Regions from separate parts of the Mus musculus genome. Here region 2 is linked to region 1. A link is a loop called in an ENCODE intact Hi-C map of the cell type or tissue named here. Cell type or tissue: heart. All regions are shown on one strand.

The links. Hi-C counts contacts between places; a loop is a spot of excess contacts. Peaks named below come from ENCODE experiments on the same cell type or tissue, not always from the same donor. Only the 100,000 strongest peaks of a DNase experiment are listed, where the experiment ranks them.
Region 2: it touches region 1 in a loop (2.1-fold over the local background); 5 of 42 quality-filtered maps call a loop at or near these places.

What each region holds. Positions count from the first base shown.
Region 1 is chr1:90,203,915-90,206,414 of GRCm38, forward strand. Ackr3 (atypical chemokine receptor 3) reads left to right here and starts at 66. Exons shown (of 2, transcript NM_007722.4): 1 at 66-173. In heart, CTCF peaks have their summits at 58 (motif pointing left) and 1,552 (motif pointing right); DNase peaks (open chromatin) are centred at 47, 587 and 1,577; H3K4me3 peaks cover 2,500 bases; H3K27ac peaks cover 2,500 bases.
Region 2 is chr1:90,281,458-90,283,957 of GRCm38, forward strand. It overlaps 2700003A03Rik (a long non-coding RNA gene), which reads left to right. Exons shown (of 4, transcript XR_003947931.1): 3 at 1,604-2,398. Among named protein-coding and RNA genes, the nearest start is that of 2700003A03Rik, 9.8 kb to the left of the region's middle. In heart, no CTCF peak of the experiment used is centred here; no DNase peak of the experiment used is centred here; H3K27ac peaks cover 525 bases.

The DNA.
Region 1 (2,500 bases):
CGGGAGGAGAGCCGAGGGTTGCAAAACTGCCACCTAGAGGCACTTTCCCGCAGTGTATATAAAAGGCAAGTCCGGAGCCCTGAGAGATCTCAGTTGCTACAAACTGCTCAGCACTGAAGGAGCCTGCAGCGCTCACCGTCAGGAAGGCAAACCACAGCCCAGGAAGCCCTGAGGTAAGTAAGAAAGCCTTGCTTCTGCGACAGCTTTGCCGAGCAACTACGGCAAGGGGCAGGACTCCTGTTCTTACGAGAACTGGGCTTTTTCTGAGAACTCTTGGATCCCTGAGCTGGGGGCTTTAGAGCCTGCAGGTCCGGATTGGAAAGCTCAAAGCACGCTGCATGCCTGCATTGCAAGCTACTGCTCCTGATTTGGGGGATCTGAGTTCAGTCATTTGTGGAGGGAAACCTCTGTGTATGTTTGTTTGCTACTGGACTCTGATTTGTTTCTGTGAGTACTTAAGTTCCAGGAAGCAGGGAAACTTTGCAGAGAATGTGGGATGCCCCATTGAGGTTGCCCAAAGCCAGCTTAGGGGTGAGCTTGGCATCACTGTTTGCCCACTCCTACTTCTGGTTATCAGATTGGCTGTAAAAACCACAAGCGCACTTCCAGAAAGGCATGTGATATGCCCAGAGGCATCCTTCAGCGGACCAGACAACTGGGCTGAGCATTCTGAGTCTAGGATGAGTTTAAACTCCGTGCTCTGGGGGGTGGGGATGGATTAATTCACAGCTCCTGAATTCTGGAAGTTGTAAATTGAATGTTAGCTCCTCTTCATCTTATCTCTTCATGGCACCCCTGCTAATCTAATTTTGAGTATTTATTGTTCTCCTAGAAAGTGTTGTCCAACTTCAATTGGGACAAAAAAAAAAAAAAGCAGACACTAAGAAATCTAGTATTTGAATTTAAATCTACTCTCCAAGTGAACTGTGAGTGTTGCTGACTTTTGTTAGGGTGCATAAAGGTTCACTGGGTGGCTGGGAGTGAGGGAGACTCTGAGGTCAGGGGATCCTGGTCAGCCAAGACTCCTGGCTGCTAGCTACTAGGAAAATGAGGCACTGTGAAAGGCAGACTGGCTGTCTCTTCCCCTTTCTCTCTCTGTCTCTCCATTCATTTGCTCACAAACAGATTAATTAATTGTTTCGATGTGAGGTAGGATCAAGCATCTTTTTAAAGGTGTCTTGGGTTAGTGGCATCCCTGAGACCCCAGTCTGTGCTGTGGCCAGTATGGAAACTTTGTTTTTCTTTGAAGGAGCAGATGCTGGCTTTGTGGTCTTTATTTAGTTCAGGAGAATGTGGAGCTCAATGGATAGGACCAGAAAGGAGGGATGGGGGTGGTTCTGTTTTTTTGTGCCTGGCTCGTTGCAGATTGTAAATGGATAAAGCCCCCAAGTCCCCGTCTTTCTCCCATCTGAATAGAAGCCTGCCCCAAATGAAATGAAAACCCTGTTTCGATCGGGAGCTGTGCACAGGCTCCAGCTTGGAAACATTTTGCTCTAATTTCCCCCAGTCTGAGCGGTGAACACTTTGTGCTGCTCTCTGCTGAGCTCAGCTGCTGCCTCCAGGAGGCAGCAGGGGCTGGAAGGATCTGTCTGGGAGCAGAGGTGTAAAAGCTGGGGAAGTCCGACTGCTTGCTAGCTGCCTGTTGGGTTCCTCCAGTTTGTTTTTAAAGGGGCATGCACAGTGCAATCACACACATATATTTTAAAGTTCCAGAAAGCTACACGGCTGCATGCTTGTGCTTAACTGAGTCAGGGCTTTGGAGGGGAGTTTATCCAGTATTATTAGCAAACCCTTAGGGAGCTAAGAAAGTATTATGATTTCTAATCAGACCCAGAGCTGGCCAAGGGTAGGCTTTCTAAATGGGATAAAAAAAATGGAAGAAGAAGAAGAAAGAAAGACCATGAAACACCCTGGTTAGTCAGAACAGTGGCTTTTTGTGTGAGGATTTGAGGCAGAGTGCTCTAATTTTCAAATCTACACAGGGAAGTTGGTTGCAGTTACTCAGAGCTGAGTCTGAAGGGCCACTCCTTTATAAACTTTTAGAGTCACGGAGGAGGGGGAAAGGGCCCCAACAACTTTAGAACTTTTACTTTTCTGAGATCTTGTAGCAAACAGAATGGAATTTGGGCCCCCAAAGGCATTTGTACTTTTCAGCTAAGCAACCAGGGATTCTTAAGGACAATCAGGTATTAAAATGTTTCTTGTCGCCTGTTAGGCTGGGTGCATGCCTGTGATTCCAGAACTCCAGAGGCTGAGGCAGGAAGATTGCTATGAGTTTGAGACCAGCTTGGGTTATGTTGCCTACACATTATGTCTCAGAATAAAATAAACAATAAACAAACATAAAGTCTGGTAATTGAAATCTATGTGCTTAGATAAAATTGATAGACAAGTAGTAATGACTGTTTTCAAACTCCCCAGGCACTGGGGCACCTCTCTGCTGTTACAATGGAAGCAAACAGCCTAAAGAAAGAAGCAAGTGGGACCAGGTGTCGGGCAA
Region 2 (2,500 bases), 78 kb after region 1:
ATCTGATTCCTGGCCCAGACCATTACACTTCCCCAGAGTGGATATCACAGCAGAGGATGAGTTGGTATTACAGCCAACATCATGCACACTGGTGTATGGCAACTGTGGGACCAGGAAGGACATAGGAACAGTATTTGGTTATTTGCTTTCTAGACTCTACACAGCAAAGAGTAACCTATGAGGCTATGGGAGAACAGCAACAAAAACAACAGACTTGTAATAAACCAAACAGAGAGAAATGCAGTGCTGCAGAATCTAACCTGCAGTTAGGGAAAGTAAATGCCAGGCTGCAGAGAGGCTTCAGCCACTGAGAGTGGGAGCTGCTCTTGCAGAGGACCAGAGTTCAGTTCCAAGTCAAGTAGTTCATGATTGCCTGTGTCTTCAGCGCTAGGGACACCGACGCCCTCTTCTGGACTCAGAGGGCACATGCACTCACATGTGCACACACACCCATGGTCAAAGGTATACAAAAAGAATAAATAGAGGGAAAGGTAAGACTCAGTCCAGGAGACCTAGTCAAATGACACTCCGGTCATTCAGGACAGAGTAAAAACTACTGGGAAGATGAGTTACAGTTATGAGAGATAGTGGTGTCTTCTTCTATCCCATGGAAGGATGCCTCCCAGGTGGCGGGATGGAGTTGTGGTCTGCCCCGGCTTTAAAGTCCAAAACGAACAGCAGCTGCCAAACTCTCTGGGCTGACATTAATGCAAAAGGACATGCCAGAACTAAATAGTGGTGAGGATAATTCCTTGGCTTTTAAGAGATAAAAAAAAATAGTAAGGAGAATTCTGAATAATTAAATTATAGACAAGAGTCCGCTTACAGTCTACAAAGGAGAGGTCTTCTAACTTTCCCCGGGACATTTACAAAACCTGACTATATATTGAACTACTTAGAAATTTCAATAAATTCCTAAGACCAGAACATGCCATCTGAATTCTCTGACCACAGTACAATAAAACTAGAGTCCAATAATGGACGTATAAACAGGAAAGTGCGGCCACTGGAAAATTAAAACAAAGCAACACAAAACAAAACATTCCCGAGTAGATACAGGGTCAGAGATGCAATCGGGATCACAGTAATAAACAATCTGCGTGGATTTATGCAAGAGCTTGGTCCTGGTGATGATGGGTGTCGATTACAAGGGCCGGAGCAGGAAATGTAGGGGCTGTCTAAAACATCCAAGAAGGGGGGCTGAGTGGGAAGGATTCCACATGGCCATTCAAACATCTTTATGGGTGGGAAGAAGCTCATGACATTTCCAGTCAAAAAGCCAGATAAGCGAATTCATCTACTCAAACTGTGGCCACTGTCCACCTGGGAGTAGTAAAGAAACGTTCGCGTCTATTTACGTGTGGCTATGCATCTTTCTTTTGCTCTGGGATGTTTTGTACATTGTCTCGATGAGGATTAATTACGCACCCAAACAAACAAACATAGAAAGGGGCGGGTGTGGACAAGAGTAGGGATCTGACATATAGCAGTTGATTTCCCATGGGCAAAGGAAATGGGCTCTGAAGTCACTGTGTGGGGCTTTGACCAAATGGAATAGTTTATAAAAGCTATAGTAGCAACCGTGTTTATTTTCTCTGCGCAGGCCCTTGTTGACAGCTTTCACTGTTCAGACGGTGATCACAGGCGGATTGCTTGTGGGCCTCCGTTCCTGATTCCTGAGGTGAGCTGGCAATCTTCAGAAATACCGAGGCGTGTGTAAACAAGGTTATTGGTGACTGCAGGGTGAGACCGCCTACAACGCCCCCAAACACGCCTCAGTGCAGAATGTACTTGCAGAAATTTGGCTGGCAGTTCAGATCATTCAGACACCATCCTTGAAGCTTCATTACCAGGGTAGATGTGCATCAAAGACCCCGACTGAGGACACATCAGTGGACTCACCCAGTGGGAATTATCTCCTCCCCAAAGCTTCCAGTCCAGGGCTGGCTGCTCCGAGCTGGGCCAATCAATTTATCTCCTGATGCATGTCATTATCCTTTTGCATGTCTGTGCCAGAAAGTTTTGTAAATGTGAACCTGGCGAAGCGGAATCCTTTGCAAAGGAGAGTTGCAGGGAGCAACAAGGTCAATGTCAGGGAGGCAGAGGGTCGGTGACCACATGCTAAGAAGGGGTGGGGAGAGGTCCTCAGCTTTGCTGAATGCTCTGCCAGGGAGTAGCCCTTTGCCATTGAGACTCCCTGTTGAGACTTCTGGGATTCTGTTACAGGCAACTGAGTGATTTAACAACCAGGACAAATATACTGTGCTTGGAACGGAAAAAACCCCGACTTCTACATTTGGATTCTCAGAGCCGTGCTAACCAGATGTAAAATGCAGGGAGAGGCACCATGGTGATTGAGTTTTCATCTTTGAAACACAACAGCATGCCAATCTTCTATGTGAGTTGGAAACGGGTTTCTACAGAACAGGAAATAGGTACCACTGCGGGTTTACACAATTAAAAAAAAAAAAAAAAAAAAAAAAACATTTGCAGGACTTGG